Regions from separate parts of the Homo sapiens genome. Here region 2 is linked to region 1. A link is an interaction called in ENCODE POLR2A ChIA-PET data of the cell type or tissue named here. Cell type or tissue: Panc1. All regions are shown on one strand. Each heading gives the region's core, and the rest is flanking DNA. Links, peaks and the distances in the headings are about the cores only. Region 1 holds the start of LSMEM2 (leucine rich single-pass membrane protein 2). Region 2 overlaps CYB561D2 (cytochrome b561 family member D2).

Evidence for each region. Peaks named below come from ENCODE experiments on the same cell type or tissue, not always from the same donor. Only the 100,000 strongest peaks of a DNase experiment are listed, where the experiment ranks them.
Region 2: POLR2A ChIA-PET joins it to region 1 with 12 read pairs; 8 of 35 experiments call an interaction of 5 or more read pairs at or near these places.

What each region holds. Positions count from the first base shown.
Region 1 is chr3:50,277,774-50,280,676 of GRCh38, reverse strand. It overlaps LSMEM2 (leucine rich single-pass membrane protein 2), which reads right to left and starts at 1,590. Exons shown (of 4, transcript NM_153215.3): 1 at 1,506-1,590. The coding sequence starts at 1,563. In Panc1, for the core only: no CTCF peak of the experiment used is centred there; no DNase peak of the experiment used is centred there.
Region 2 is chr3:50,353,857-50,356,759 of GRCh38, reverse strand. It overlaps CYB561D2 (cytochrome b561 family member D2), which reads right to left. Exons shown (of 4, transcript NM_001291284.2): 4 at 2,691-2,903. It overlaps TMEM115 (transmembrane protein 115), which reads left to right. Exons shown (of 2, transcript NM_007024.5): 2 at 1,213-2,010. The coding sequence ends at 1,417. The region is part of intron 2 of LOC127898564 (CYB561D2-LOC101928965); the gene reads right to left. Among named protein-coding and RNA genes, the nearest start is that of TMEM115, 4.2 kb to the left of the region's middle. In Panc1, for the core only: no CTCF peak of the experiment used is centred there; no DNase peak of the experiment used is centred there.

The sequences.
Region 1 (2,903 bases), core at 147-2,646:
GCTTGCAGTGAGCTGAGATCGCGCCACTGCACTCCAGCCTGGGCGACAGAGCGAGACTCCATCTCAAAAAAAAAAAAAAAAGAAAAGAAAGGCCAAGGTGGGAGGATTGGATTGGTTGAGGCCAGGAGTTCAAGACCAGGGAGACCCTTCTCTACACACACACATGCATGAAAGTAAACATTTCCCCCTACCAGGGGCAAGGCCCCTCTCCTGCAATGTTGAAAATGTTGGCAGTGGCTCACGCCTGTAATCCCAACAATTTGGGAGGCCAAGGTGGGTGGATCACCTGAGGTCAGGAGTTTGAGACCAGCCTGGCCAACACGGTGAAACCTTGTCTCTACTAAAAATACAAAAATTAGCCGGGCATGGTAGCACATGCCTGTAATCCCAGCTACTTGGGAGCCTGAGACAGGAGAATAGCTTGAATCTGGGAGGCAGAGGTTGCAGTGAGCCGAGACCGCACCACTGCACTCCAGCCTGGGTGACAAAAAAAAAAAAAGTTGAGGCCAGGCGCGGTGGCTCACCCCTGTAATCCCAACACTTTGGGAGGCTGAGGTGGGTGGCTTACGAGGTCAGGAGTTCAAGACCAGCCTGGCCAAGATGGTGAACCCCCGTCTCTACTAAAAATACAAAAATTAGCTAGGCATGGTGGCAGGCGCCTGTAATCCCAGCTACTTGGGAGGCTGAGGCAGAGAATTGCTTGAATCTGGGAGGCGGAGGTTGCAGTGAGCCGAGATCACGCCACTGTACTCCGGCCTGGGTGACAGAGCGAGATTCCATCTCAAAAAAAAAAAAAAAGTTGAAAATGTGATAAGAGGAGCTTGCTAGCTGGGCCATGCTCTGTCATGGGCCATAACATGGAGCCATGGAGCAGACAGTCCTACGTCCTGGCCAGTACTGGACCTGTAGCTTCCTAGATTCCTGCTGCCCTGGCCCCTCTGAGCATCAGTACTTCTTATATGCAGTGGTGCAGTTAGGTGAGTGGCCACCAAGCTCTTGACTAGCTGAGTCTCTGTCTGACCAGGCCAAGGGACCCCCAACCCTAGGCAGTTGGGGATATTTAGACCCAAGTCAGGGGAGGCCAGAGGCCTAACTACTTTTCAGTCCATGGGACAGGTACCCAAATGCTTTCTGGAACCACTACCCACCCCAATCCCAGCTTCCTTCCTTAAGAGCTGAACCGGCCAGGCAGCTGACCGGATGCCCACACCCACCTGAGCACAGCCTGTAGTTGACCCACTCCTAACTGGGTAGCTTCTCCCATCCCTCCTTGATGTCCCCAGCAGGGGAAACTGAAGCAGGGCCTGAGGTGACAAGGGGCTCCAGGCATGGCAGGCTTTTCCTCCCTGCACAGGGGGCAGGTCCTTTTACTGGAGCTGGAGCATGAAAATGGGTAACTAACTACTCAAGACAGTGAGGTCAGTGGGACAGAGGGTGGGTCTCTCCATGGTCCACAAGGTCACAGGACTGAGGCCTTGCCCTCCCTCATGGTCACCCTCTCCTACCTTCTTGGGTCTCCTCAGGCATGGCAAGCAGTGGGCAGTCGGGGGCCAATGATGGCATCCAGTAGCAGGACTGGACAAATGCAGCAGTGGCTCCTTTGTGAGCCCAGGGAAGGCCTGGCTGCCTCCCAGCCTTGGCCTAAAATAGGCCTGAGCTCAGCCCACTGGGCTATATTTAGAGGGGGCAGCCCTCAGCCATGGGAAGGGGCAGAGTGATCCACGTGGGCCAGCCTGAACTATCTACCTGGTGAGGGAGCCAGCCAGGAGCCTGCCTCCACTAGTCCAGGTGCCCAGGGACCTTCAAGGGGAAGCACACCTCCCCCATACATCCAGAATGGCCACTCCAGGCTCAGCAAGGCCCCATGTGGCAGCCAAGACAGACAAAGGAAGCCTGTGCATCTCTATTTGGCCACCCCTCTACCCCTGCAGACTCCTACCCACAGCCCAGTCATCTCTCCTCCCAGCAAACACAGCAGCCTCCACTGCATGACCTGCTAGCACACAATGCTATTGTTGTGTGTGTCTTATAGAGGGTGATGGACAACTGAATCCCAATGCCATGAGGGCTCTGATAGCTTCACAAGTGGGCAGATACACCAACAGCACCCATGCTGGCCAGTGGGTGGACCTAGGTTGGAGGCTGGTTCATTTGTTACTAAGCTTGCAACCTTAGGTAAAGGGTCTCCCCTCTCTGAACTCAGTTTGCTCATGTGTAAAGTCGGAATAACAGTGGCTCCTCCCTGGCAGTGTACACTGAGAACAACATCTGGAGCATTTAGCACAATCCACGGTTTTGGTCTTCCCCTGCTCCCATCTCCACAAGGGCAGACAGGTCCCATAAGGTTGTGTAAGGATGCGCATCACTGCTTACCTTGAAAGGAGGAGGTGGTCCAGCTTCCAGCTTTCCCTCTGTGGTTGGATCCCTGTGCCCTTCCTTCCCAGTGGGGGCAAAGCAAGACTGTGGGCTCTACTTCCTACACACCTCAAACCTGTCACTCCGTTGTCTCACACTGGCCTCCCTGATGTTCCTCAAAGTCAACAAGCTTGTTACCACCTCAGGGGCTTGGTGGTGGCTGTTCCCTCCTGGAATGCTCTGCTCCCAGATAGCCCTGTGGCCAGCCCCGTCTTGTCAGCGAACTCAAATGCCACCCCTTCAGTGAGGCCTTCTGTGTACATTCTTTTCCACATCACCCAGTTTTCTTTTCTTTGAGACAGAGTCTCGCTCTGTTGCCCAGGCTGGAGTGCAGTGGGGCGATCTCGGCTCACTGCAACCTCTGCCTCCCTGGTTCAAGCAATTATCTTACCTCAGCCTCCTGAGTAGCTGGGATTAAAGGCGCGTGCCATCACACCCACCTAAGTTTTGTATTTTTAGTAGAGACAGGGTTTCACCATGTTGGTCAG
Region 2 (2,903 bases), core at 234-2,733, 76 kb before region 1:
ACTCCAAAGGGCTACCAGGAGAGGGAGGCAGGGTTTCCTATCTGTCTCTCTGGTCCTTGTGAGGAAGTGACTAGCGTAACACTAGCTCTCTGCCTTGGCAGGCTTTAGATGGAACTGGCAAGGGCATCATCAGGATGGCAGCCTGGGTAGCAGCAGGGAAAGACTGTCCTGTCTATACCAACTTGTCATGTGTGAGACTGACGGGCAGGGGGGAAGCGTGCTAGGGCTTTCTACACCTGTGCCCTTGTTGCCTCTCTTGTCGTGTTCCCTGACATGGTGGAGATTTTGGTTCTCAGCTGGAACCTGAAAGGCTACACAGGCTGTCCCCACATTGGTGGCACAGAGAGGCTGAGGTATAGGAGTCCACAGTGGTCACTGTTGAAACGGTTCCCTGGCAGCTGCAGCACTCCACCTTCTGGTGGGTCAGGGTCCCAAGCACATGTGTAAACCTTCTTCTGTTGGACTTTCCCACCTGCCCTCAAAGTGGGGCCTCTAAGGGTCCACCCTGTGGAAGCAGTAGGCTCTGGCCTGTGCCTACCCATGTGAGCTGTTTCTCCTTCTTCTCCTCTTGCAAGGGCTCCGCTAAGTCCCTGCTCTAACAAGGGCCTTGGTGGCTTTGGGGGTTCTTCTGAGAGGGAGAATATTAGCATCAGTTAGGAGGGGTAGACTCACCCAAGTTGGCCCTGCTTCCTGGGCTGAGAGCCAAGGGAGGTGTTGAATTCCAGCCTTCCCCATTGACCCTTGCCAGGAGGCTCAAGATACCCCTAACCAGGAGAGGGGGAGAATTAATAACCCTTCCCTTGGATGTGATGCCAGCACCCAGGCAGAAACTCCTGGAAACTCCAGAACTTGCCGTTCCACCCATCTGCCCTAGGGCACTAGTTCCACTGACCCTTAGATACCACCCTCAGAACCATTCCTGGTGGCTGGCCTCGTGGGCAGTCTGGCAGACACCCAGCTGACCTTCCCATCCCGGAGGTGCCTCAGCTATGGAGGGAAGATTCTTAGAGCCTTTGGGTTATCATTCTGATGGCAGAGTGGGTCCTAAACCAATCTCTGGGGAGTCCCAGGCTCTGCATGGTGAAGGGGAAACATAGGATTCTGGGGGAGGAGTCTAGGTGGTACGGTGAGGAGTCAGCCTGCTGCGGAAGGGTAGAGGGCATGAGCCAAGGCCAAACCCAGAGTGACCTTTCCTCTCTCCTCTGGCCCCAGGCAACTGGCCCTGAAGGCACTCAATGAGCGGCTGAAGAGAGTGGAAGACCAGTCCATCTGGCCCAGCATGGATGATGATGAAGAGGAGTCTGGGGCCAAGGTGGACAGCCCCCTGCCCTCAGACAAAGCTCCCACACCCCCAGGGAAGGGGGCTGCCCCAGAATCCAGTCTAATCACCTTCGAGGCAGCTCCCCCGACGCTGTAACTCCAGACCACCTTGAGTGTGGCACCTCCCCTCCCAAGCCCCCCTTGACATCCTCTCAGCTACTCCAGGGCACCTGACTGCTCTGAGGAGAGGGAAGAAGGCCTGCTGGGGCTTTCCATGGCCTTCTGCTGTTTCTCGCCAACACTACCCAGGACTCTTGCTACCTGGTTCCAACTCCAGACAACCACTATGCCAGGCCCGGAGCCTCTGAGGCATCGGCCAGTCCAGGCCCTCATCTGAGGTAAGAATGTACATCAGCTGGCAGCCCCAAGCAAGTGGCTGCAGGGACACTGATGCCACAGCTCCTGGGCCGGCCCTCACATCTGAAACTGGTTGCCGAGAGCCCTGAGCCAAGGCAAGGATTTGCCAAAAATGTTCTGGGGGCCCAGCAAATGCAGGAGCCGACCTGGGGCTGCACATCCCTGCCCATCCCCAGAAAGACTGTTCCTGTCAGGATTTGTTTCCCTCTGCTGTGGCGGTGACTGCTTCTGGACCAGAACAGCTCCAGCTCCCAGGTATTTTCTACAGGACCACTTGAGTGGGCAGCCAAGCCCAGGCTCGCAGTATCAATAAAGCAGTTCTCTGAGGAATGACTCCTGGGCTCTTGTCAGGCCACCTTGTGCAGCCCCCTCATCACGTTCAACTGCAATGTTAGACAGGGACTTGATTGTCTCCATGGTAACTCCAGCTGGATAAGAAGCCCATTGCCCCAGCTCCCCACCACCGCCACCACCACCACCACATGCGCACTGCCAAGCAGCCTTCCAAGAGCTATTGCCTCAGACTCTTACTCCTTTTTTCTTTCCCTCCAAACCCCAATCTGGGAGGCCTTCTGTCCCTGCCTAGATCTGATGATAAGGGCCTCTCCATCATAAGGCGCTGTTCTTACCCATGGTTTATCTCTAAGACAGAATGCTCAGTTCTTGCCACCCCTGGAGACAACTCACCCCCAGCTCCCAGTTATTGTATGTATCTAACCCCCACAGTCTGGAGACTCCAGCACAGTAGACAGTTGGGGGGACAGAAAGGACACACAGCTGTACCATTCACAGCTACAGCTCTAGGGCCTGCCAGGGCCCGGAGTGGCCTGGGAGGCTCAGCAGCTAGACCCTGGGGATTTGTGTGCTAGGAGAGCTTCAGCCCCTCAGGGAGCAGCCAGGGGTCGGGGGTGGGGGGTCCCCATCTTGCCCAGCTGCCCATTTTCCTGTGCTGATGGCATTAACAAGAACCATCCCCAACTCTGGGCTGCTTCTCCCATCAATCTTTTCAGTCATTTTTTACAAATTTTTTACTTTTTTCTCTCCTAAAATTTCTGAACATACAGTACAAGTATGAGCTGCCTTGCAGGAGAGGCAGTCTTGCAGCCCCAGCTTCATCCAGACACATGATGCCTATGTTCCTCTGGGATGACAGAGAAAGGGGAAGGAAATGGGAGGCACTCCAGCATGAGGAGCAGGAATTCACACACGGGCCTCCAAATGCCCAA